Regions from separate parts of the Homo sapiens genome. Here regions 1, 2, 3, 4, 5 and 7 are each linked to region 6. A link is a contact called in ENCODE Hi-C or POLR2A ChIA-PET data. All regions are on one chromosome and are shown on one strand. Each heading gives the region's core, a stretch centred on a gene start or an enhancer-like site at or near the end of the contact. The rest is flanking DNA. Distances are from core to core; before and after follow the strand shown.

Region 1 (3,417 bases), core at 23-2,522, 300 kb after region 6:
GAGCAAAGAGTCTTAATTGGCCGATAGATCCCAAGTGACTTTTGGTTCACATATGGAGAGCAGTTTTGTTATGTCAAATCCCAGCAGTTTAGCTTTGTGTCTAACTCTGGATAAAAATGTTGATATTAAACTGGTAGCAAGTAAAAGCAATTCTAATTTTATGTTGCATAAACTAAAGCTCCTTCTTTTGACAAAAACTAAAGGATTTAAAATTACTTCTTGTTGATGTCTCTATAAAACTATGAACCTTCTAGAGGCTCCAATATATCGAATTACATACACATGTACATTCACACCTACAGAAGTCACCTATCTCCCTGAATGAATTTATGTTTATGTAACTACTTACATACTTGTGCCCAAAGGCTTATATTCATGAATGGAAATGGACCCTAGCTGATGGTATTGAGCAGTAAAATTTTATGTGAGAGTTTTGGGTCTTTGCTGCTGAGATAGGAATCTTGCTGAATTTTAAAGGTGACTAGTTAAAAGAAATAAAACATAGTTCACCCTTTCAGTTGGAGGAGAACAGAGTATTTAACAATAGGTTTCCTCTTTGAACTGATGTTCCATGGGAAGAATGGCTGATAATAAATGGAAATGGTGGCTCGAAGAATGTTGTAAGTTTACTTCCTGAGAGAAGTCATTTAGAATCTATCATTTCTGAGGCAGATATAATTTCACTGATCCTTTTGTCTCTTTATATTCTTTTGTCTCTCTATATTCTTTATATCCTGCAGATTTGGCACTAGTTACTATATTTCTTTGTGTTGACCCTGGTCAAATGAGCTTGAGCTACATTATTGTTGTTTCTTGTTTTTCTCTTCTTTTTTCAATGACTCACATTTTCACTAGATTAAGAATAATATTAACCTCTTTTTGGTGTAAAGTATAGCACTGTGACATGTAATATCTCATTGTAACTGAGCTTTGCAATATATTTGCAAGGAAAGTAGAGGTGGTAGCAATATCTCTGTTTGGCATATGAGGAAACTGAGGCTTAGAGAGCCTAAGTGAATTTCCTAAGCTTTCACTGCCAGGACCAAAAAGAGCTCCAGCTTGGTTCTCAGTCTCATATTTCAGATGCTTTTTCCAACATACTTCATTGCTTTTACTGGGCAACTGGCTTTCAAACATGTGGTGTGCACAGTTGGTATGTGTGGGACATTCAAGTGAACTTACCTAAAGGCAACAGAATAATCATTTGGAAGGACTGACCCAAATAGACACAGCTCTCTACCCGTGTGAGCAGCAGGTTAGAATGTGGGCAGGCAGCCCAGAATGTGTCTCCTCCCGGGCAGACAGACAGGAATCTCTCTGGAGACTGGCCAGGAGGCCAGAAGGTCTCCCAGAGACTCAAGAGGGCTGCCAGGAGGAATCTATAATGATTCCATTTTAGGTTTAAAGGACATTATAGTCACAGCAGGCGTATCTAGTACTATACATGATGCTGACACAAATGCACATATATTGGCGTCTGATGTAGATAGATGATATCTTGCTGTGAAGGGTGAACGAACAGGCAGTTTTCTACTTTTAACTTTCAGTCAAACCAATCAACATAAACCAGCCAGCAGCGTATGTGGGATGACAGATACTTCCAGATCTTTGCTGATTGCACTAGCCGGATAATTAATTTGGGCATAAGTCATGGTTGGACTCCTCTGCCACTGCATGTTCAGATTTTTCCCACGACTGATTGTGGCAGAGGCTGCTAATTTTCTACCCAACATCCACTTCGTTCTCCTTTTTCAGTAATAGGACTCTGTTTTTGTAGAGGACAGCCAGAGTATAATTAAAAGACCATTTTCTACATTTCCACTTTGCAGCCAGGAGTGGCTGTGTGGGTATGTTTTAGTCAGTGAAAGGTTAGCAGAAATATGTAGGACTTTTGGGAGATTTTCTTAAAGAGAAGTGGATTGACCTCCCTTCTTGCTGCCTGGAATGTGGGTGTGCTCTAGAAGCTATCTTGTAAGTGTGGTGACCAGGCTGCCATCGTAGGAATCTAAGAGTAGGGGACAGGCAGGAGCTTGAGTCATCCAAAACTCCATGAAGCTGCTTTGACAGTCTTGGCCTGCTGACCTCCAGACTTATTTTGTGTGTAGGGAAATATGCTTCTAGCTTGCTTAATACGCTGTGGTTGTTCGTTATATTGCAGTGGGGACCTTACACCAAGTGATGCCTAGATGGGCACATGGTGCTAGAAGAGATCTAAAATGCGATAAAAATACAGGTGAAAAAAGATTTTAAAATATAAAGGAAGAAATAATTTGGGGTCTAATAAGAAAAGAAGCGAGTGATTGTAGCTGGGTGATATTTAACTCCGCTGTTTTCCAATTCTTTCTGCTCCTGCCCTTTGCCCTACTCTTTAGGCACCACTGCCCTGATGGCAGAAATGATACAGAGAGCAAAGTGTCAAATTACTGGCTTCCAAAGGTCTGTGTAGGCTCTTAATAGTCTATAGAAAATATCATAATGTTTTTAACTTACGTGACTTTATTATGGAGAATTTACAACTCACTCAAGAGTAGGTGGAGTTGTATAGTAATCCTCTATACTCGCCATCCAGTTTCAACAACCATTCATCCTTGGTGAATCCTGTCCCATCTACACCTGCATCCACTTCTCTCTTCTCATTGCTTTTAAAATAAATTTCATATTTTGGCATAATTTTAGATTTATGGAAAAGTTGCAAAGATAGGACAATTTTCACATACTCTTTACCTATGTCTCCCTATCTTACGATTCCATGGTACGTTTGTCAGAATGAATATGTTAGTATTGATGTGAAACTATTAATTAAATCTAGACTTTATTCCTATTTCACCAGTTTTACCACTAAAATTCTTTCTCTTTTCTAGAATTCAATCCAAGATACTACATTGCATTTAGCCCCTTGTTATTTTGAAGCATATCCCAGGTATCAAGTAGTTTTACCTTTAAGTATAGTTGGCCCTCCATATCCATCAGTTCCACATCTGTGGATTCAACCAACCGCAGATTCATTTTTTTTTTTTGTTAAAGATGGTTGCATTTATACTGAACGTGTGCAGATTTTTTTTCTTGTCATTCCCTAAACAATACAACTATTTACATAGCATTTACATTGTATTAAATGTAAATCATCAAGAGATGACTCAATGTATGCAGCAGGATGTGAGTAAGTTATATGCAAATACTACACTATTTTATATCAGGAACTTGAGCATTTGTAGATTTTGGTATCTGTGGGCGTCTTGGAATGAATTCTCCAGGGACAACAAGGGACAACTGTATTTTAGTATACATCTCTAAAAGACAAGGACTCTTTTGCTTTAATGCAAATACAAAGTAATCATCACACCCCCAAAATAGCAACGATTCCTTAATATCGTCAACATCAAATCAAATATTTTCTTGTAAATGTCATGTCCTTCT
Region 2 (3,812 bases), core at 888-3,387, 480 kb before region 6:
AAAGAACAAAATCAAAGAGATGAAAACGAACCTCTTGCTTTCAGGAAATCCTGATGAGACACATAGCTTTTGGCACTCCCAGTAGGAATGCAGTTTTACTCAATGCCTCCCTTTGAACTCTTGCTTCTACTAAAAACTAATTGGTGCTCTGATGACGGGAAAGCCTTCCTTTAGTGGGGAGGCTTCTAGTGTTAGGTATGTGTCCTTTGAGCCATTAATACCTCCATAGGTGGACAGTCATAAAAATAACTGTCCTACCTAATAAGAGTACTGTTAAAGTTATTCAAAATGCTGAAAGCATTAAACAGATATAAAGATGTACATTTTTCTATACCTATATGATAAACACTGAGATGAATATTCATATTACCCAGAAGAGATGTGGCAAATATGGAAGCCACTTGCATTCCACAGTATTTATGTGCAAGGCATGGTGCTAGGTTACAGGGAAGCCAAGAAAACGAAGTCACAGCTTCTACCCTCAAGGAGTTCACAGCTTTATTTTTTAAAAAGGGCAGCTACTCACTACAAAAAGAAGTAACTTACTCAAGATCACACACAGTAATGAGCTTCAAAAAAAGGTCCAGGAGTCAGATATTACCTTGAATATGTCTCTCTGAGCAGAGGAAGATACAGAATTTTCTTTGAACTGTTCCACATGTCCCCTGACATGAAAGCTACTAATTTAACTGGTTAAGAAACCCTGAATCATAAGGGCCAGAAATGCCATCTTTTCCCTGACTATAAACTCAGCAGACAGCAAGAAAATAATGCAGAGTAAGGGGGAGGAGCGATTAACAAAGTACTGCATGTGGATAATGTTAATTTTTAAAATAGATGCACTCGGGGATGTCTCTTTAAATATCCACATTGAATAGGGAGGAATCTGTTCATTTGTTTATTCTACTCTAACCAGACCCTGGCATTCTGTTACCAGAAATATCCTCCTTTCCCCCTCCTCTCTTCCCGGCATTGTCTGCAGGTGCCTTCGCCCTAATACTGAAGTCCTCTGCATGAGGCTGTGACAGGGCTCCTCCGAATATTTGGCAATGAAAGCTGCTTGGCCCATTTTGCACATGCATTTGGGAGATTTCCAAACAGATGCATATTCGTCTTCACTTTCTTGGCAGGAGGGCTGAGAATTTAAGGATTCTTATGGAGAATTTATGCTGCTCTGAAAACTTAACCCATCGTGGAAGAAACATGAAAGAGTTCGTATAAAAGACATGACCTTTTGCCTCCTTTTGGAGTCTGTTGCTTGGCCTCCTGTGTCTTTGTTGCCTTTTATTAAAGCTTTAGCGACTTTCTTTGTGAACGGGTGATTTTCACTGTCCTGAGCTCTCTAGGGTCTATTTTATTTTCAACAATGATTTCCATTTCATCTGAATCCATTGCCACAGCCAAAGATGTGCTTCTTTATTCAGAAAGTGCCATCAGTAGGGATGGAAACAAAATATTGTCTGAAAGCCATTTGGGGGCAATTTAACAAAAAGGGGGTAGAAAAATGAGAGTAACCTATAATTTTATTACCTGGAGCTACATGCTAACAAGGACAAAACAAGAAGTCCCAACAATGGGTGAGCCATGGATGGATCAGCAGCCTGATTGGCAAATCCTAAACAATAACTCTTATTCCTCTGAGTTATTTAATCCCCACATGATCAGACAGAACAAAGAAAGCCCTGCATATCAGGAAGATTTTATAATTTCATATCTGCCTATATTTGTCTGGGCTAAATATAGCCAAGAGCCTTTTAATATTCTCCCTAAAGGATCCTTTGAAAACTCACCAAACAGGAATTACCCTGTAAAAATGCAGAGACGCAATGCTCTGCAAACAGTATTTTCTTAAACTGGATAAACTGCAAATAAAACAAACACACAAAGAAAATTAAATAGTAGTCTAAAAGAATAAGAAAGTAACCTAGCCTCCCTTATTTGACATTGAAAATAATTTTTATAATGTTTAGCCAGGTCCTTCTTTGATAAATACACTAAAGAAATGATTTTTTTTGTCTGCTTAGATATTTCAGGTTTTGTTTTTAATTTGCTTCCTCAGTCATGCTTTTACTTACTTTCCAATTCCTTCCCTCCTTTCCTGGCTCTTACCTGTGTAACCTGATTATACCCTGACATGGATTCCTCCCAGTATAGCTTCCCCACTGCTCAGGGACTTGGACTACAGTCACAGGCATTTATACATCTGCACTGACTCACTCAATCTATTCTTCAGCTCAGTAGGATGCCCTGAAGAAAGGTTCTCAAGCAGGGTCTAACAGGATCTTTATGAGTTGGGAGTTTATTTTTCCCTCTTTAGGGTAACCACTTTGCTAGGAGATGACAGAGATGCTGAGACTCCCTGCATCTGCTCCCTTCTGGCACCCAGCACCAGGGATTTATGATCAACCAAGACCAAGGAGCAACCCCCTGGAGGACGGCTCACAAGGCCTTGTGAAACAAAGGAAGTTTCTTCAAGCAGCTTATCTGTATTAGCAGCACTTGATTCTAGATAGGCGAGTGCACCAACAATTCCGCCTAAAAGAATAACAGTGGCTGAGGAGAACACACTTCCAACTGTGCAGCAATTAGAGTGCTGTTGAATGGCTGATTGCTTGCGTGTGGTCCCCTTAGTTCCCTGGTGGAGCGTGCTTATAGTTCTGCAATTGGATAAAATGGATTGGAATGAGCACTGTCATATAGAACTGCCAGCTGTTCTACTGTTAATAAAGACACTATTTAGCTATTAATACATCCCATTCTTCCATGTTGTGCCCATTCAAACAAAATATCTTTGTTTGCAAAGGGGGTGTGACTGCACCTGTTCTTGATTGGAGATTCTGTGGCCTGTGGAGGACCCCTTGTTACCATTGCGCAGCAATTGTAGCTTCCAGGCAGTGTCTGCTTGTAAAAGAAACGGGGAGACTAGACAGTGGGATTTAAAAAAGAAAAAAATGAAGCTGTGGGTTCAACAGAGCTGCCATTTCTTCAAATGGTCTTTATGAAAAAAAAAAAAAGTCTAGTTTATTGGGCAAGTTGGAATTACTTGTAAGCAAATTCCGTGTGACTAATGATTCCTTCCCTTTTTCAAGGAGTTATTGTGTTTTAAATATTCCTGAGTATGAAGGCAGAATTCTATGGTGATCTCAGCAGGTGAAAAATGCAGCCTAAGCCTGAGTAATTAACAGGAGATACTACTTCCCAAATAAGCAAAAGAGCAAAGCACTTTCTTTCTTTCTATGGGCAAGCACAATACTAGGTTCTTTGGAGTGCCATCTTCAAGGAATTTACAATAAGGGTAAGGAGACAAGATATATATAGATATATATATATATATATATGCAGGAAATATATATATATATGCAGGAATATATATATATATATATATATATATATATATATATATATGCAGGAAAAAATAACCCACATGAACCAAGCTATGTTATGTCTCTGTTTCCACATGGATAGATATGAAACACAACAGGGTGTTGAGTGGGATCAATTCTAAAATTGTAGTTAAGGCCCAAGCGGGAGCCACCACTTAACTGCTATCAGTTGGAGTAGATTTTCTTGGAGCTTATGAAGATGCTAACCTGTTGCTGATAATAACCACCACCATCACCATGAAGAAAATCAAAATATTCGACCCCAAAATACACTTCTGTAACTTATTTTGGAATGGCTGTTCCTCAAGAGCCAGCAAACAGAAGTAGCCTTGCAAAGTTGTCTTTTGTGAGGGAGAGTTGCTTCTGTAGAGAAAATCTGCATTGATGTAGCCGGGTTTTCTCTGAGCCTTTCCTTATCTGGATCTCGGA
Region 3 (3,597 bases), core at 965-3,464, 460 kb before region 6:
TCCTGGGCTCAAATGATGCTCCTGCCTCAGTCTCCCGAAGTGTTGGGATTACGGGTGTGAGCCACTGCACCCCACCTGAACAGACAGGTCTTGCTGCTCCCACCTTCTATTACCATTAGATCTACCTTTTTTGTACAATCATATTACTACATGGCTGTTCACGATTTATTAAACCTAAGCATAAAAATGAATACTTCATCCTGGGTCTTTGAAGCTCCCATGTCCTGTGAAACTATGATTAAATAAATGTATTATGCTTTTCTCTTGTTAACCTGTCATTGTTACAGGGATGTCAGCCATGACCCTTGTGTTGGAGAGGAAAGGGACCTTTCTGCCCTGCCCTCACAGCCCCAACACGACACAGACTTGGGATGATACAGTCTAACCACCACATCCACTCTCACCACTTTAACATAAGTCCAGCTGGGGAAACAGGAGCAGAACAACCATGAGGCAGAGCATTAAAAAAGACAGTGACTCAGTGATATCCAAACCATTTGACCTGCTGCTGCTACAGATCAGCACTCTGCCCACAGAGATGCACGGGAACTGACTGGCTCCCCCTACCCCCTTCTTGGCTCCCCACCATTCGCTTCTCACAGCTGTGTCCCTGTTCACTACTCAGGCTCCTACCTGTCCCCTCCACATTTTTCTTTTTTTTTTTTTTGAGATGGAGTTTTACTCTTGTTGCCCAGGCTGGAGAGCAATGGTGCGATCTCAGCTCACCGCAACCTCCACCTCCTGGGTTCTCCTGCCTCAGCCTCCCAAGTAGCTGGGATTACAGACATGTGCCACCATGCCCAGCTAATTTTGTGTTTTTTTTAGTAGATATGGGGTTTCTCCATGTTGGTCAGGCTGGTCTTGAACTCCCGACCTCAGGTGATCTGCCCTCCTCTGTCTCCCATAGTGCTGGGATTACAGGCATGAGCCACTGCACCTGGTCCAGCCCCCCTCCACATTAATGAATGATGCCACTTCTGTGTCTCCAACCTCAGCTAACCCTCTTGGTGAGTGTAGCCTTTCTTTTCTCTGCCAAATAAATCCATTCAGAATTCTCTGAGTTAAAAAAAACAGCACGGCCCTTTTGATACTACCTTGGCCTTGAGATCAGCTCACCCCTTCCTTCAACTGGCCTTATATACAGAACCTGGAAAAAAGGTATAGCTTAAAAAATAAATCATGATTCAGCAAACTTCTGTGCATAGAGTCCCATGACTCCACCCATTTTTGCTTTCATGAAAAATCTTTCTTAAGGGAAAAATTTGACCCAAGGCACAATGAATTCCTGCAGTTAACAGCAGGCTTGGGCTATTGCACCCTGGCCAACTATTCCTACAGAAATTGGTGTTCTTTATCCGATTCCCTTGGCCTTTGTCTTATCTGGTTTCTGTCCTTATTTTCCACTATCAAGGGAGTATTGCTTCTCTCCTCTCTCCCCTCCTTTGCAGCTTCATAATTGTTTTGAACTCCTCCATCTGTATCTCTTACTGTGGGTTCTATGCTTAAGATGGGTCCATTGTTAATGCAGGTTCGTGTTGACTTTCTACACAATCCTGTGCCTCTTCCAATGGCTGGAAGGTTTTTGCTAGATATGCTTATAAATGTTTGTATGTGGGAGGAGGTTGTCATTATTTTTAAAGCAAAAATCTCTTATAGCACTGTGAAGCCCTTGCCAGGGGAAGTCACAATCTGGCTGCCTCTTTACCAGAAAAAAAACTACATCCCGTCATTCCTTGAGCCGTGGCCAGGGCCAGCATGTGGCACTGGCCTGGGGCCAAGAGGACTCTGCTACTGGCAGGGAGGTGGTGACAGGCTGAGGGGGCTCAGAAGCCTCTCATCACACTTTCTCAGGGAAGTGGGTCCAAATTCATTTCCCTGGTTCATGCATTCCATTATACTCAAAGCCAGCAAGCACCACATAAAGTGACGATTTTTAAGTACACTTAAAACTAGAGTATTGTTTTCTCATGATTGCGTTCAGTAAATTATGGGGGAGGAAAGGTGTCGGGAGCTTTCTCGGCCCAGAAACGTGTAGTTACGCCTTGGGGATTAGGAAATAAAATGAATGCTGGTGATCTGGCCTCCAGGTGGAGGCGAAGAGAGAGAGGAGGTGTTACATGTTTCTTTGCCAAGTGCTGGTTCTGACTTGCCAGGATCTTGCTGGAGTAGCTCCTGCTTTCCTGGGAAAGTCCAGCATCCAAATGGCACCAGCCAGATGTGAGAAAACCCTACAAGCTGCCCACAGCCCCTCCTCTGGCTGGGAACTGAAATGGCAAGTCCACCTGGCTTTGTAAAAACAAAGAGGTCCTTCTCTCTGCCTGTAGCTTTATGGGTTGGCAGGTCCGGAAAAGCCTCCCTTTGATCTTGAGCTTTGAAGGGATCAAACAAGCTGCTTTAATGGGCAGGAATGCAGCTCTGAAAATCCTACCTTTTGTCAGTAAAGCATTTCTCTTTTTCCTCCTGGGGCAGGTGCAATGGAGGATGTAGTCTGCTTTCCAGGCCCTGAGCCAGATGTTCCTTCTTGCAACAAGTAGAACAAAGGAGCGAAAGTGAGATCAGGGCAGCCACTGACAAGGCCTTGTCCACAAATGAGCTTTGCCAGGTTTGAGAGTTAGTTCTTGATGTGTTCCTTCCTGAAACCTGCTTTAACTACACTGCATTTTACAAAGGCCAGAAATCAGCTGCTTTGGTGTTAACTGTGCTGATCATGACTTCTCCAAGCTTTTAGATTTTGTTTGGAAGAAGGCTCACCTTTAAGCAATGGGATTTGGGCTAACATCCTTTGATTTATGAGATATGCTTTCCAACCCTTTACAGCCTAGGATCCCAGACTCCTTCTCAATGCCAAAACAGCCTTTAAATAACCACTTTTCTTCCCTTAGCCTATGCTGCTACTATGACAGCAGAAATAGAAAAAAGAAAAATTGGATCATGTTTTTGTTTCATGAGGACCATTCCAACATCACTCTAAAGAGATGCTGTTAACATCTCACATCAGATAGAGAATACATTTCTCCAGCTTACCTGAAATAAGTAGATTCACCACATCCTCTAATACCTGAATAACTAGAACACTGCTCCCTTATAAAATGTTTTCTAGAAATTGCCTTAAATGCCTTTAGGGAAGAGATACTGGTGATTATGCCTCCAAATGATTCCATAACTATTCAAGCTGGCAGTTGAAGTTTTCTTGGTGATTCTTATTTTCATTAAGCATCTTTTGAAACTGGATCCCCCAAGGTAGGTTCTGCAAATCCCTAGACCCAGGATATGTTCCTTGAAGAGAGTGCTCCGTGGCCAAAGTAATTAGCAAAACATTTGGGTTTTTTGTCTGTTTTATTTTTTAAATTTATTTTATTTTTTTTAGAGACAAGGTCTCATGTTGTCACCCAGGCTATAGTGCAGTGACCTGATCATGGCTTGATACCCCCTGCCCACAGGGACTCAAGTGATCCTCTTGCCTCAGCCTCTCGAGTACCTGGGACAACAGGTGCATGCCACCATGCCTGGTTAATTTTTCTATTTTTTTTTTTTTTGGTAGAGACAGGGTTTTACTATGTTGCCCAGGCTGGTCTCAAACTCCTGGGCTCAAGAGAT
Region 4 (3,882 bases), core at 54-2,553, 400 kb before region 6:
AGAGAGAAGACAGCATCTTTTGAACTGTGCGAAGTGACTGGTCCAGAAAGTATCCATGAAAATTAACATCCTCCCCCAGAGAGAAAAAGACATGTTAGGAAGCAAGATTAACAAACCTTTGTGTCGTTCAAAAATTAATCAACACACAGTTTAAACTCACATCAAAATAAAAAAATTTTTAAGCACCTTTCCTAGAAACTCAGGCCAGAGGATAGGGAAGAGATTTTTCTTTCATTTTCTTTCTCTGAAATCAGTCATTTGAAATCAGATGACTGATTTCAGAACAACTACTGAGTGTTGAACAATAAGACATTCAAAGACCAAAACTAGAGAGTCATTTTTTTCAGCACAACACCCTCGGGTAGCTGTTCGCTGTCTCTGGCAGACAAAATTATTTTCCAGTGGCTCCTGGAGGACCATCTATAAACAAATTAGAAATTTCAAAGGGTTTGTTTTCTGCCTTCTGGCTGCCAGTAGGAGCCATTCCCTTTGTGTCCTTCATATGAAAAAGTAATTTAACAAAGAAAAAAAGAGAGAGAGCTCCTTGGCTCAAAACAGACAAGCAAGTACACCTCCTTCCCCGCCCTTCTGTGTTTCCCCTCTGTCCATTGTCACGTTTGGTCAGTTTTCTGTCAAAACAACTTTTATTGTACGCAGCTTTCAGTCCTGCAGAGCTCCAGGAGCTTGGGAGACAAGCCATTTTCCTACAGCAATTTCATCAATAAGAAAAAAATGGAAAATGAGTACTGATTTATGGCTGATTCTTCATAACAAATAGCAGCAGCCAGTAAACGCCCACCCAGCTATGTAGGAAGGAAAAGTTAAGTGCGTCCATCCCCACCCAGTTCAGATGCAGACCCAAGCAAGTACAGCCTCAAAACAAAAGAGAGCTTTCTAAGCATTTCACAACAGCTTGTCAAGTAATGCACAAGGACATATTTCAAAGGAAAGAAAAAAATCAATTCTGCCGCATACTAACTCAGAGCTGGAGTGAGGCTTAATATCTACTAAAAAAAAAAAACCGTTATTCCCCAAAATATCCACCAGTATATAGGTATAAGAAATGTGTTATGCTCCACATGAGGACATTAGCACAATTGCTCCCAGGTTCCTGATAAGGAAACTGAGACCTGAACAGTAGGGAGAATATGTCTATAGTGCCATGGCAAACTGTCTTGAAGACAGGACCAGCAGGCCAGGGGCACTGCTCTCTGTGTTATGTGCTCTAAAGTCAACATATGGAGAATAAGAGGCTTTCCTGAGTTTTTGGCATGAAAAGTCCATTTTCTCATTATTATCTTAGTTTTCATTCTCTGGGATTGATTTGGGGCTTGGCTGGCAGTCAAGAGCTGAAGAACAGGAGGTTCACAAACACAGCTATTTCTAGTATGCTGATACTCTCTACTAATCATGGTTTAAGTGGCATGCCAAATCTAGACTTTGCTTTCTTGGGCCCCATTCAGAGGTTTGCACTTTGAGGTGAAAAGGTCTTAAAAGCCTTCCTAGCACACTGCATTTCATTTAAGGACATTCTTGGCTCGGGAAATCCAATTTGAAGCTATTGGTAGTATGCCAATAAAAAAAAATTACTATGTGGCCTTAATTCAGTTCTGGACATTTTTTAGAAACATAGTTTGGCATGCCTTTATTTTCTAATTCTATGTCTGTAAAATCTCTGGATTCTGTGGGTAGATTTCTAGCAGCAATTCCAGGCTTGGGGTCAAGAAAAGAATGAAAAAATGACCTTTAGGAGTAAAGGCTTCAAGAGTCAGAGCCCACGTCCAGCGTGCACTGTGTGCATGCATGTGTGTATGCGTGTGCCTGTTGCTGCGGGAGGCGGAGGTGAGCATGGGGTAGAGCGCTAGTGAACGAAGTGCTGTAGCACAGAAATGTGATGCTCCAGTTTGGCTAAGGTTCAAATACAACTTCACTCTAGAGCCCTGATTAAGCAAATGTTTAGAACAATATTCAAGTCATAAGCATCAAAAAAAAAACAATCATTTTCCCACTGCCCAGTTGAAATACTTTAACTCACCCTCAAACATGTGCCCTCCATACATGCTCCCAAATGCATGTCTAGGAGCCAGCTAAGAAACAAATATTTAAAATTAACTTACTTTTTGAAATAGCATTCACAGAAAATGTATTCCTCATCTGTTTCCCATGAATGAGATGAATCCATCCTTTTCTGCATGTGTTAAAGTAAAGCATAATCTTGAAAGTAGAGAAAAGGAATCAGTTTTCAATGAAAGTATTTATAGTACTTGGGCTGAAATAATTGACCTAGGTTCAAATGACTAATAGAGAACAGACAAATATTTCTTCCCTTCCCCCAATAACGTAAAAGAATACAGTATTATGGTGAAGACAAGATTTAATAAGCCCAAACACATGTATTCTAAGGAAGATGAAATGTAAGTCACAGAGGGAGTCTTGGTAGTATATTCAATACCATACAGCCATTTTACAAATTGTTTATTTCCTTTACCAGATGGACCCTTTTAAATTTCCTCTCTGTGTACCTTAGTCCTAATGGAAAACCCACCTGAATTGCTTCAACGTCTGCACAGCCCTTTCTGGGACCCTGGCTGGCGCAGCGCATGCAGAGTTAACGCCAACCTTGAGCAGCTCTCTCTGCCCTGAGTAAGGTTATTAAACAGGAACATTTGACTCACAATTTGTTCTCCTCATGTTAAGTAGATTGCAATAACTCAGCTGTCCAGGATCTGTTTATCAATGCTCTGTGGCTTTCAGCAGCAAATATTTTATAACCACTAAGTAGATGTTCAGACCACTCATCAAATGAAAATCTCCTGTACTCAGAGCTGGTGTTATCATCACAACCCACCAACTGAAGAGCCCTGCCCCAGAGCCTGTCAGGCTTAGTCAGATCCTCATTCTGGGGAATTCTCTTCCACTAAATGATTTAAATAGAAACTAGTTCACCGTCAGAAGAGGCTATGACATCTCAGAGACTCCTCATTGTCCTATAGTGTCCTAATAAATTGTCATTTTATTTAGTTTTGCTGTCTTCTTTGTATGCCTTCTAATAAACATTTTATATGCATTCCAATTCAAGAAGGGAGAAACAAGAAAAAGAAAGGGCAGGTAAATAGATTCTCCGACAGTCTGCATTCTGTTGATGCTGTATCCCTAAGACTAGACCATTTGAAATTAGCAATTTATTATTGCCACAGATATGCTTCTTCATAACAATCAGATTTTTGTTAATGAACCACAGTGGTTCTGGCATTGTCCACTTAAGATTTAAGGTACCTTCCCCAAAATGAAGGGCATACAACAATTTAACTGCAGGATATTGGCCAATTGTTAAGGTACTGGTAATTAAATCAGATCCTAAGGAACCTATTAAGTAACCTAATGTCTAAAATAGTATAAGAATAGAACATTAATGTAGGGGCCCAGACACTTGGCCTCCTGGAGGTTCAAAAATCACTGACATGAGGCAGATTAATGAAAGAAAAGGCTTATAAATTACTTACTATGTATACAAAGGAGCCTTCAGAATGAAGACCCAACTCCCCAATGAGGTACAGAAATTTATATTCTATCTTGAGGTTACAGAAAGAATGGGGGCTTGGGTGGCCAAAGAGGCTATGGGAGGCAGGGAGAAGGAGAATTCTGGGGAGGAGCAATAAATGATTACCAGGCAGAATGGATGGGAACAGAGGTGAACCAGTAAATAGCTATCATTGAAGTATGAATAAGTCTAAGAGACAGCCATCATCTTGCCAAAGGATCTGTTCAGGTTTGGTTCACTTTATTGGTCTTCTTTTCTTCAATAGATAATGAGGCCAGAGGAATGGAAAGAAAAACCAATTGTTCTTCTTTGTGGGCCCAAACTTTAGGCAGATAAAGGAA
Region 5 (3,411 bases), core at 688-3,187, 450 kb after region 6:
ACACGGACGCACACAGACAGCCCTAGTCACAGTTGGAGAGAACACAAAGTGCATTCAAGCTGGCATTGAAAGGGATTTAGATAAGTACTCGAGGTAACAAAAATCGAAAAAGGAGGATGATAGCAATGGAAGCTTTAGATGAATTGCAACTGAGTGCACCTTTATTACAGCTTATCAGTCTCCAGACAGCTACAAACCAACCTTCCTAGTGCATTTCTCTTCGTGCTCTCCTGGATTAAAGGTCAAAGTAACTCAGATTTATATGTTCTGTCGCGCGGTCTCAGTCTCTCCCGTTGCTCACGTATATGGAGCCCATATCCCAGGGATTTGGTATCCCTGGCATGAAACTTTGCTCCTTGAATGAAGCAAAAGCCTTTCCTCATTGAAAAGGGTCCATTTTTCTAAAATAACTATCTCATAGGAAGAGGTTGCAAATAATGCAATATTAAAAGATCTCAAAGATGCTACTGGCATAAATACACACATGGCAACGTGCCAGCTCTAATCGTTCTTGTCCATAATTATGGTTATATTTTGCATCGATCTGACATATTCAAAAGCTAATATTCTGGTTTATTAGAACAGAGTCTATATGTATTCTCAACATACACAAAAGCTGTGTGTTTTCATAATATGTATAAGCACTTCAGACGGTAAGCTGTGCACATTGCAGCTAGCAGATGGTAGCTCTTATCACAGATAAAAGCACATATATATGTTTCTGTAACTACACCCTCAGAGAGAACGGATAAGAGAAGAATTCTCTCCACATCACAGCTTACATTACCCATCTACTTAGGCAGCAAACAGCATATGTTTTACTGCTGTGGAAAGGCAGTACTTGAGAGGAAAATATGATTAAAATAAACTTAGAGATAACCTGATGAATAAATACAAAAAACCCCTCTGTGTTAATTGAAAGTTAGGGTGTGTGTGTGCATGTGTGTGTGTGAAGGAAAGGATGTCTTAGTACATTCAGGAAGTAAGAAAATAAAGAGTACATCTTTCAGTGTTGCCGGGTAGAATGCAGGATTCCCAATTAAGTCAACTTTCAAATGAAAAATGAATAATATTTTAGTATAAGTATATTCCAAATTGTGCATGCTCCATATTCCATGCAATATTTGAGACATTCTTATACTAAAATATCATGAGTTGTTTATCTGAAATTCAAATTGGAGCCCCCTAGTCCCCCACACATCATAATTTATTTATTTATTTTGCTAAATCTGACAACCATAGTTTTCAGCTGCTGTTATTAATGGTTTTAATCAGTGTTCCCAGTGTTCCAGGTGAAAGGACAGCTATCAACAGGCAAATCTATTTTGGAAGATATGATTTCAAATATTTGTATGCTTTTTCTGTTCATACAAATCCAGCAAGGATTTTGAACATTTATCTGAATGATGCAGTCAATAATAAAGCTAGTATGGATAACTTAGGAAATAGATCTCCCCGCCCCACATCCCCAGTTTTAGATTCTGGTTTGGAACTATTTGGATAATTATTTCACTTCGGCTATACAAGCTTATCTTTTTTCCCCCATTTATGAATTTGATCTATTATTTTAGACTAAGATCTATTTGCAGTCATAAAATAGGAGACAGGCTTTAAACACTCTACAAGTACACATTTGTATTCTTATGGTGAGATAGGCATTCAACTGGAAGGTTAAATGGAGTTCAGATAATTTCTTTTTTTATTCTTTGCTCTGGCTTTTGTCTCATGTCTTTCAGCAAAAGTGAATAAAGATGTCTCCATTTTACACCAAAAGATTCAATTACTTTTCAAATGCTGGGTCAACATCTGCAGATGAACAATCTTAACCAACGTATTTTGATTCTACACAAACTTATGTGACACTTTTGTTTTCTCTCCAAGAGCAGAGAATAGATTCAAGCCTGCTATTCTGAGCTGGAGCTTCCACTGCCACTAGCACTGAACTTTTGGCAGGCAGCCAACCAATCTCTGTAGCCCAGTGAAACTGATTCCATCTGCTCCAGCAGTGCAATATATTCCACTTCAGGTCAAAAGCGGGGAGCCAGCAGTATTAACATTACACTAATCTGTAAAGACATTTTCACTGGGCTAGATAGGCTAATGTTACACAGGCTTTCAAAGCTTCAAGGGTAAGGAGCAACAGTAATTGTCAGGGGAAGATACAGTAGGCAGTGGATTCTTGCTGAGAATATTCCAAGATAGTCTAGATGAATGGTTCTAAAGAATGAAGAAAGAAAGAAAGAAATACCTTTTAAAAGAGACAAGTCATTTGCTATCTTGTTAAGCAGGTATTTCAAACACAGCTTTGGATCATATGTTTAGCAATTATAAACTCTATTGTCCTTTTTTTTTTCTCATTTACTCCTGTATCCCCAAAACTTCTTAAGCACACACGTTTACACACACACAACCTCAAAGCCTATTAAATAATTGATGAGAAGTACAATCTCTATTTAATCTCTATTTAAAAAACCTAGCTGGAAATAAATTGCTTAGTATAACCTTGGTGTTATAAAATGAGAACTATTTCCAAGCTCTTAACAGATTTGTTAAATAAAAGTGAGCATGTGGCTAACCCCTCCTCCATCTTCTCCTCCCCCTCTACTTCATCCCAGCTACCCCTCCCTGCTTTTCTGTGGTTTGTAGAAAATATGCATAGTTTGGGGATACACAGCTCTATAATCAATTGCTCTTTAAACATAAGATACCAAGGACTTTATTATAGGCCCTTAATGGAAAATACACTGAAGGAGAATACTCTGAAAGCAGATTAATGTATACGATGGAAATTTAATACCAGTAGCAGAAAGGGTCTTTTTCATTTCCCTAGTTCTTTGGTTGGGGGGAGAAAGGTAGTTTAAGATTCATGCCTTCAGGCACATCAGAAGGCATTAACAACTACATTTCAGGAAATTGTAATGTATAAAAATTCAATTTAGCCTGCTTGATTTTCTTTTAGTAGAAGAGGAAAAATGTTTGGCTGGAAATAAACCGTATGAAAATTCCCACAATTAGGAAGTATACAGCTATGTTTTTGCTATAATTTGATGTTATGCACAGTTGACGTGAAAAATTACTTTTGTGCTAGAATGATAGATTTCCCTCTAGATGGAAATATGCTATCTCTGTAATTTAAAAAGTAACAAAACCCACACATAATTTCAGTTTTCTTTCCTTACAGAGTAAGTGAAAATCTAGGGTTATACAAAGTTTTCACTTATCTTCCTCTTTTTTAAACTTAAATATGAAAGCTGTTTGGAAATTTGTAAAACTATTGGGCTTTTCAATCTCAGAAAATAATGAAGTAAATTTGGCAAGCATTTTTATTGTACATATTTAACACTTACTCCCTCCATTTATTCCTTGTCATAAAAATTTGGCTATAAAAGGAACTAAACTTACATAGAATTG
Region 6 (3,664 bases), core at 25-2,524:
GCATCTTACGGTAGCTAAAAAGAAAATCCCTTTATCAACAACACAAGGATAATCACCTTTTTAAAAGCATTAAATTATCTTAAGGATCTGATTCAAGTCCAGAAAGGTTTTTGTGTTCTTTTTTAAAGTTTAGGATTTCAGTCTGGCACATGTGATATCTCAACCCCAGAAACACAGCCTGAACACTCAGACAAGAAGGAAGAACACAGCTTTAAACATCCCTAAACATGTCCTAGATCTTGCAATTTAGAAGACCAGACCCTGGAAGTTCTGAGGCTAGTTTTCAGAATAGAATGTTGCTAAATTTTCCTTATTTCTAATTTAGGTTTCAGTACTTCTTTTTACAAATTGTCTGGGCAATCTGTTTTTTGTTCCTAGTAAGGAACAGAAAAAACAACCAATAACTGCCCCCAACACACACACATACCTCCCTCCTATCCTCTTTTCCCAAACAGCTTCTACAATTTCTTTTTTGAAATATGCATGTCTTTTAAGAGCATTTCTCTCTAGAAAAGACAGTGTTATATAAAAAGTTAAATACCTGCCTTTTGAGAAAAAAATACATTTAAACAATTCTACCATATTCCTAGGTCAGAGAATTGCTCACTCTCTTAAATACGGTGCTACTGACTGTACAGAAAACTGATTAAGACATACACTTTAAGTGATCTGCGCCAAGGTGGCCTCAATGACCGCAAATGAGTGTGTTTGACAAAGAGCAGTTAAAACGGTTTTTAAAGGGATCAGCCCCTTTTTAACAGTTGATTGTCAAGAAAAAAATAAATAAATATACATACACACACACATACACACACACAGACATTGCTTACCTTTTAATCCTTTATCATTTTTTAATTAGGCCAGCAAATCAAAATGCCTTTCCCACTCCACTCGGCAAACAAGCCTGTGCCTCATTTTACTTAAACACCAAATGATCAAGAAGGAAGAAACCAAATAACACATCTCAGCCAGAATAATCACTCGATAACATTATTCCACCTCCCCACCCCCCTTTTGGCAAACGAATCAGTCCTTTTCTCCTTAAAAAAAATGTGTCACTGTACAGCTGGAAAATAATGTTTCACATTCACAACAGAAGCACCAAAGGTTTTTTTTTCCTCTTAACAAGCATCGAGAATAATAGTTTTTTAAAAAACAGAGAGTTTAGAGAAAAAAGTTTTCCCAACTTCTCATTCCGCCTTCAGTTCCAGACTTCAGAGTCACCGTGATCAGTAATGATCCCATGTAGCAAACCTACAGGCGTCCGCTAGTAACGAGACAGAATGTGCTAACATCGGGATAAATTAGTGAAAGGGAAGAAAGAATAAGAAGAAAGGACTGAAAATCTGGGCTGGATTCCGCCTGTTAGTCGGGAAGTGGCATTTTTCCGCCCGTCCTGACAGATTTGATTTCTTGAACTAACTTAAGAGAAAAGGAGGGGGGGAGTAGAGGGAGGAGGAGGAGAAGAAAGGGTGGGATGAGAAACTGGGCAAGAGGAGAAAAAGAAAGGTGTGGAGGAGGAGACAGCAGATGATTCAGTGAGCTGATAAACCAGTTATAACAGCATTCGCTCGGGGCGGGGGGCGGGGGGCTTGGGGCGGTGGGGTGGGGAAAATAACGGCGTTTAAAATGGGCTCAGTCTTCGAAACCTAAAGGATGTGATGTTTTCCTGTCTTATGTTGTTTTAAGAAAAAGGAACTGAGTTCCTAGTATAGCTCCCGAGGGGAGTGGAATCCTCTGTCGCTCAGGTCAGCCAGTCATGTGGTAATTCGATAATTAGAGTCAAAATAAGGTTTTTGTTTTCTTTTTTTTTTTTTTTAAGGCGACCCTTTTCGGGAGTTTTTCCCTCTTATACTCGCAGCAAACGGTGTGTCTCCCTTTTATTTATTTTTTCTCTCCTCTCCCTTCGCCCAGCCCCTCCTGTGTTTAGTCAGATGGCCCCGGAGCTTGGCTTAGTATTTTTAATTAGCTGGCGTTTGGAAGCTAAAAGCAGTAATGAATTGTTGATGGATTGGAAGTGGAGAGTCGCTTTGCTGGAAATGTCGGGGCTGGGAGAGGGGGATGGGCGAGTTAGTAACAACCAACCATCTAAAAGGAGCGATTTTGTTACAGTGCAAGCCTTTCACATCACGTGAGGATCAAGGGCTCAATTGGTTGTCGTGAGAACAAAAATGGTGACAAGCGTATCAAGAAAATACTGATCTGGTCTTTAAAAAAAAAAAAGCTGAAAGTCTCTCCCCTCCCCCTGCACACACTCCCCCAACCTCCTCCCCCCGCCCCCCCGCAGTGGGCGAAGCTACAAGTTATGAATGTGAAACATTTCTCGGAGATCTAGGATCTCCGAAGTTCGGAAGGAGCGAAATGTAATGAGCACAAGAGCAAAGCAGATGTTTTAAAGAAACACTTTATAAACCTTTCCTCAACTTATCTCCAATTTGTCGGCTTTCCCAAGGGGCCAGGGACGGGGACGCCTGGGGGAGGGAGAAGGGTATCTCCGAGCTACTTGGATTTTAGGGACCCCCACTTCATGTATTAAACAAAGAAAAACCTTTTGCTTGCTCCCCAGCCTGGTCCTGTAATAAATACACCATTGTTACTATTTGTGGGTTTGTTTGGGTTGGGTGGGGCTTTTATTTTTTCTCTTAATGGTATTTTTGTTGCTTGCTTTTTTAAGGAGATGGCGAATGGTAATTATAACCATTACATGTAATGAGTGACTATTCCCTTGTTTAATATTAAATTATCGGGCACTGGGATCTGACAGGAGACAGAAATCGGCTTGTTCTGCCCTTGCCCCCATTTTCCTGGATCGCTTTGGGAGGGGGGTCTGCCCAGCTAGGACAGAAGAGGGAGGGAGTAAGGTGAGCTAGAGAATTGACACTGCAGACCAGGATATGCAACTGTGTCACTTTTATTCTCCTTTGGGTTAGAGCCCAAAAGCTAATTTCCTCTAAGTTACCCCGAGTGCCCAGTCAAGCTTAATTTGTGTGAAGTTACAAATGCTTCACCCTCCACTGAATAAAATTCACCCTTCTTGGGTTGTTGTTCTAAATGCAAAAGCCAAACCCTGTAACTAGTTCCTCATTTCTATGCATAAAACTCGCACATTCCCCTGCATGAAGTCCCCGCTAAGTGCTATATAGAGACACACCACGCAACCGTACTTACGGTCTGTATTGGATCGAGTTGACCTTTTCCTTCTAACTGCATTGAATGTGTTTGGTTGCAGCCGCTTTATTTTGGAAATTATAATCTCTTCAACAAATTTATTATTAAAGAAGATGGACCATCAAATGTCACAGACCGTCCTGTGTATTTTTTATAAAAGCAAAAATTAAAATTTAAAAAAAGCAAAACAAAAATCCCCCTGGTGCACACACACAACAAGCTTGTTCTGCAACACTAAATCAGGACTGAAACACAACACACACACAGGGGGAGTGGAGCAAAAGAAGCTCTCAGCCTCTATACCTGAAAGGGACTTTTCTTTGTTCCCAGTGCCCTTTCGCATCGGGCCAATCAGAGAGCAGCTTTTATGAAACTGGGCTCTCTCATTGGCTAGCTGCTTTCTCTTGGCTACTGTAGGGGGTTGAGATATACACACGTATAAAACACACACTGAGAGCGGGTGGGGGTGCTGTGGGGGGTGGTTGTGGAGACAAAG
Region 7 (3,904 bases), core at 1,259-3,758, 350 kb after region 6:
CTGCATGGAGCAATCAGGGCAATAGCATCTTCAGCATTAGATCTTTAGGTAGTTAAAACCAAGATACTGTTCCAGGACCCTAAATACTCTTACAGGTTGGTGAGAAAAGAAAGGGAAGAATAGACTGCTTCTTTCTTCCTTATTTCTAAAAACCTGGCTTTCAATTATATTAAAATGTTAATCTGCCTCCATTGCCATAGTCAATACTTTAATTACATAAAAATAAATTGTAAATGAAGGAAGAGCATATGCTAGAATTATAACAAATGAGTAGTACATATTTTCAAATAATGTAGTAGGTTGGAATTTTGCAGATGACTGGTAAATTGTTAAATACAATGAATAAATAAAACAATGTGTACAGTTTTACATTCTGATTGCAGAAAATATTTTAGTAAACTTACAGAAATTTACTCTGAAAGTTCATACTTGAGTATGAACTCTAGAACACCTTATGTAACAGAAAATAAAATACCTTAGGAATCTAAAGCCAAAAAAACTTAAGAATAGAATGTAAGAAAGTTTATCATAGATTGTTAAGAAAATAAAGAGCTGTAGTGAACATATGCATGCATATATCTTTATAACGGAATGATTTATAATTCTTTGGGTATGTACCCTGTAATGGAACTGCTGGGTCAAATGGTATTTCTGCCTCTAGGTCTTTGGGGAATACCACACTGTCTTCCACAAGGGTTAAACTAATTTACACTCCACCAACAGTATAAAGCATTCCTTTTTCTCCTTATCCTCACCAGAATCTGTTGTTTTCTGACTTTTTAATAATTGCCGTTCTGACTGGAGTGAGATCGTATCTCATTGTGGTTTTTTATTTGCATTTCTCTAATGATCAGTGATGTTGAGCTTTTTTTCATATGTTTTTTGGCCACATGAATGTCTTCTTTTGAGACGTGTGTGTTCATATCCTTTGCCCACTTTTTAATGGGGTTGTTTGTTTTTGTGTGTGTGTAAATTTAAGTTTCTTGTAGACTCTGGATATTAAACCCTTGTCAGATGGATAGATTGCAAAAATTTTCTCCCATTCTGTAGGATGTCTGTTCACTCTGATGATAGTTTATTTTGCTGTGCAGAAGCTCTTTAGTTTAATAACAAACACATGGAATCAACTAACCCAATTGCCCATCAAGATAGACTGAATAAAGAAAATGTGGTACATATATACCATGGAATACTATGCTGCCACAAAAAGGAATGAGATCATGTCCTTTGCAGGAACATGGATGGATCTGGAAGCTGTTTTTCCTCAGCAAACTAACCCAGGAACAGAAAACCAAACACCATATGTCCTCACTTATAAAAGGGAGCTGAATGATGACAACACCTGGACACACTGGGGGAAACAATACACACTGGGGCCTGTCAGTGGGGGAGGGGGGAAGGAGAGCACCAGGAAGAATAGCGAATGGATGCTGGGCTTAATTCCTGGGTGATGGGTTGATCTGTGTAGCAAACTACCATGGCACACACTTACCTATGTAGCAAGCCTGCGCATCATGCACATGTACCCTGTAATTTAAAGTAAAAGTTGAGGAAAAAAAATAAAGAGCTCAGCCGCGCGTGGTGGCTCACGCCTGCAATCCCAGCACTTTGGGAGGCCGAGGTGGGCGGATCACGAGGTCAGGAGATTGAGACCATCCTGGCTAACATGGTGAAACCCCGTCTCTACTAAAAAATACAAAAAATTAGCCGGGTGTGGTAGCGGGCGCCTGTAGTCCCAGCTACTTGGGAGGCTGAGGCAGGAGAATGGCGTGAACCCGGGAGGCAGAGCTTGCGGTGAGCAGAGAGGCGCCACCGCACTGCAGCCTGGGAGACAGAGCGAGACTCTGTCTCAAAAAAAAAAAAAAAAAAAAAGATCTCAAGGAAGGCAAACACAAATTGTTCAGGCAATACTTAATAGGGAAACATAGTAATGTTTTCTAAAATCTTCAGACTCTTAAAATTAATTTCTATTTTATTAATAGCCTCGCATCTTTTATGTATATGTGAATGAAAAAAAGAATAAATTGAATGATACTCTCTAGTTTGCAGATCAGGCTTTTGTTCTGTTGTTGTTTAGACCTGTTAATTCATTTATAAAACTCTCATTTTGGAAGTATGGAGTTATTTTTGTATGGAAGTTAATTGTTTTTAAATGGTATGACTTTTTTTTTTTTTTTTTTTTTTTTCTTCCGTGAGCATTTCGATGCCTGGAAGCGGGAAACCTGATTTAGCTATCTGTTGCCGTCTTGGTCTTTATTTTAGCTAGGAAGACTAAAGGGCTGCATGTTAACCTCTCCTTGAACTCAGGGATTAAATCTAGTTGGTTATCTTAAGTTTAATAAGTAGTATCCATGAGCACAATGATTCCTTTAAGTGACTTTATTAATTAAACAGCTTAAAACAATTGCTTGAGACATGGCTATGGCAAGAAGCCTTGGGAGTACTGAGGTACTTCTGAGAAAGGGAGTAGGGCACTCTGTCAAAGACTCTGGAAGGTTCAATTGTGTCTTTTGTTTTATACTTGAAATGCTGGACCCGCTCAATGAATTAGCAGGAAGTGACACATACTGAGTCGTGGACACGCATTCACATGCTAGAAGACATTATTAATGCCTCAGGAATGGTGGAAAATTCTTTCTTCTACTTATTTTTATAAATTATTGTTTCTCCCTCCATTGTACCTAGAGCTAGAGGGAATTGTCATAATAATGTTAGAGGAGGATGATTTTGTATGACGTTTGTGAATCCACATTATACCTATTTGAGAATAAGTGCCCTCAGTGTTCTTGGTACTCAATGCACTGTGGAAGTGAAATAATGCCTGCTTGCTCTTCCAGAGTTTGCAGTTTAGCACAGGAAAGAGGGAGACAACGATTGAAAACCAGAAGTAGCTGAAAAATGAGAAAAAAGATCTGTAAACACTAGGCTGGGAGGTTTACTATAGCAGAAAGCTCATGTACACCTGAGAAAATGTTCACCTAAGCTTGGCAACGATTTTGAAGAAGCACAAGTTATGGTACATTTTAAAGGAAGAGTAGTACCAATCTTAATGTCTTAACTAGGCTAAGATCTATGACCCTTAATTAACAAAAACTATCTACAACTGAATTACAAAATATTTCTGAAAGTCAATAAATGAATCTATATTAGTCAAAAAATACGTTAACCGGTGGATAACATGATTACAGTAGTGTCGAAGGAAAGGAAACAACGTTTATCAGTTGGCTTACTTATTTTTCAGTTTCATCTATTTCCTAAAATTATATTTGTGACTTAGAACAAAGTAAGCATCCTAAGAATGTAGTACATGGGCTTTGCATAAATACAGCCACATGTGCTATAAAATAGATGTGAAACATCAAACTCACTCTCCCTCCAATCATGTGGCTTAAATAGCCAAAGGTGTACTATACACTTGTGTAATATTTTCTCTCTTTAATTCTTCCTTTTATCATTAAAAAGGCATGAATTATCGTGCTGTATAAATAGAAAAATATGATAATGTGTGTGCATCTTGAAGAAGAAGGCTCTCATTCCATTTAAAAAATAAATTCCAGATTAGGAGGAGCCAGATTGTAACATTTTGGATCTACGACCGCTATTTGCTTTGCCACCTGAATGACACAAAGAACACTGTTTGTGCAGTGTTGTGTGTGCCTCTTTATAGAACTTGCATGTTTTCCAATTTGTATACATGCATACTTTGTTTTATTGTACTTTATTGCACTTCTCAGATTTTACAAAGATTTGAAGGTTTGTAGCAACCCTGCATAGATCAAATCTGTTGGCCTAATTTTTCCAACAGCATTTTCTCATTTTATGTCACATATTGATAATTATTGCAATATTTCAAGTTTTTCATCATTATTTTATCTGTTATGGTGATTCATAATCAATAATCTTT

What was found. A loop is a pair of places that touch in the nucleus more often than their neighbours do. ChIA-PET counts read pairs that join two places held with the same protein, here RNA polymerase II (POLR2A). Pooled maps may share reads with other maps.
Region 1: a map of PC-3 shows a loop between it and region 6 (7-fold over the local background). The contact joins the enhancer-like site here to the promoter of ZNF608 in region 6. A Hi-C loop is called at or near these places in 10 of 168 maps with a recorded cell type or tissue (MCF 10A, PC-3, cardiac septum and 7 more) and 13 of 50 pooled maps. POLR2A ChIA-PET finds 5 or more read pairs at or near these places in 2 of 52 experiments (OCI-LY7 and Panc1).
Region 2: a pooled map shows a loop between it and region 6 (3-fold over the local background). The contact joins the enhancer-like site here to the promoter of ZNF608 in region 6. A Hi-C loop is called at or near these places in 1 of 50 pooled maps. POLR2A ChIA-PET finds 5 or more read pairs at or near these places in 4 of 52 experiments (A673, HEK293T, Panc1 and 1 more).
Region 3: a loop to region 6 is called in a map of dorsolateral prefrontal cortex, with 3 times the contacts of the local background. The contact joins the enhancer-like site here to the promoter of ZNF608 in region 6. A Hi-C loop is called at or near these places in 2 of 168 maps with a recorded cell type or tissue (Caco-2 and dorsolateral prefrontal cortex) and 1 of 50 pooled maps. POLR2A ChIA-PET finds 5 or more read pairs at or near these places in 2 of 52 experiments (IMR-90 and Panc1).
Region 4: a loop to region 6 is called in a map of heart right ventricle, with 4 times the contacts of the local background. The contact joins the enhancer-like site here to the promoter of ZNF608 in region 6. A Hi-C loop is called at or near these places in 8 of 168 maps with a recorded cell type or tissue (IMR-90, cardiac septum, chondrocyte and 4 more) and 15 of 50 pooled maps.
Region 5: a loop to region 6 is called in a map of heart right ventricle, with 5 times the contacts of the local background. The contact joins the enhancer-like site here to the promoter of ZNF608 in region 6. A Hi-C loop is called at or near these places in 4 of 168 maps with a recorded cell type or tissue (cardiac septum, heart left ventricle, heart right ventricle and 1 more), 1 of 37 single-sample maps with no recorded cell type and 15 of 50 pooled maps. POLR2A ChIA-PET finds 5 or more read pairs at or near these places in 4 of 52 experiments (HEK293T, OCI-LY7, Panc1 and 1 more).
Region 7: a map of endothelial cell of umbilical vein shows a loop between it and region 6 (6-fold over the local background). The contact joins the enhancer-like site here to the promoter of ZNF608 in region 6. A Hi-C loop is called at or near these places in 2 of 168 maps with a recorded cell type or tissue (endothelial cell of umbilical vein and mammary epithelial cell) and 1 of 50 pooled maps. POLR2A ChIA-PET finds 5 or more read pairs at or near these places in 5 of 52 experiments (AG04449, HEK293, OCI-LY7 and 2 more).

The regions. Positions count from the first base shown.
Region 1 is chr5:125,042,696-125,046,112 of GRCh38, forward strand. All of the region lies in intron 2 of LOC101927421 (a long non-coding RNA gene), which reads left to right. Among named protein-coding and RNA genes, the nearest start is that of ZNF608, 300 kb to the left of the region's middle. Within about 2 kb of position 1,273, at least 8 of the 41 ENCODE cell types and tissues checked have a DNase peak (open chromatin) inside an H3K27ac peak, as active enhancers do; they include PC-3, Panc1 and endothelial cell of umbilical vein, where a contact is called at or near this core.
Region 2 is chr5:124,261,599-124,265,410 of GRCh38, forward strand. All of the region lies in intron 4 of LINC01170 (long intergenic non-protein coding RNA 1170), which reads right to left. Among named protein-coding and RNA genes, the nearest start is that of LINC01170, 180 kb to the right of the region's middle. RefSeq lists an enhancer at 2,015-2,955. Within about 2 kb of position 2,138, at least 3 of the 41 ENCODE cell types and tissues checked have a DNase peak (open chromatin) inside an H3K27ac peak, as active enhancers do.
Region 3 is chr5:124,287,542-124,291,138 of GRCh38, forward strand. The region is part of intron 4 of LINC01170 (long intergenic non-protein coding RNA 1170); the gene reads right to left. Among named protein-coding and RNA genes, the nearest start is that of LINC01170, 150 kb to the right of the region's middle. RefSeq lists an enhancer at 2,259-3,222. Within about 2 kb of position 2,215, at least 8 of the 41 ENCODE cell types and tissues checked have a DNase peak (open chromatin) inside an H3K27ac peak, as active enhancers do; they include dorsolateral prefrontal cortex, where a contact is called at or near this core.
Region 4 is chr5:124,340,913-124,344,794 of GRCh38, forward strand. All of the region lies in intron 4 of LINC01170 (long intergenic non-protein coding RNA 1170), which reads right to left. Among named protein-coding and RNA genes, the nearest start is that of LINC01170, 96 kb to the right of the region's middle. Within about 2 kb of position 1,304, at least 7 of the 41 ENCODE cell types and tissues checked have a DNase peak (open chromatin) inside an H3K27ac peak, as active enhancers do; they include heart right ventricle, where a contact is called at or near this core.
Region 5 is chr5:125,196,779-125,200,189 of GRCh38, forward strand. The region is part of intron 4 of LOC101927421 (a long non-coding RNA gene); the gene reads left to right. Among named protein-coding and RNA genes, the nearest start is that of LINC02240, 290 kb to the right of the region's middle. Within about 2 kb of position 1,938, at least 4 of the 41 ENCODE cell types and tissues checked have a DNase peak (open chromatin) inside an H3K27ac peak, as active enhancers do; they include heart left ventricle and heart right ventricle, where a contact is called at or near this core.
Region 6 is chr5:124,745,365-124,749,028 of GRCh38, forward strand. ZNF608 (zinc finger protein 608) reads right to left here and starts at 1,275. Exons shown (of 10, transcript NM_020747.3): 1 at 831-1,275. RefSeq lists enhancers at 1,516-2,514, 2,208-2,387, 2,515-3,513 and a silencer at 3,393-3,632.
Region 7 is chr5:125,091,448-125,095,351 of GRCh38, forward strand. All of the region lies in intron 2 of LOC101927421 (a long non-coding RNA gene), which reads left to right. Among named protein-coding and RNA genes, the nearest start is that of ZNF608, 350 kb to the left of the region's middle. Within about 2 kb of position 2,509, at least 4 of the 41 ENCODE cell types and tissues checked have a DNase peak (open chromatin) inside an H3K27ac peak, as active enhancers do; they include endothelial cell of umbilical vein and mammary epithelial cell, where a contact is called at or near this core.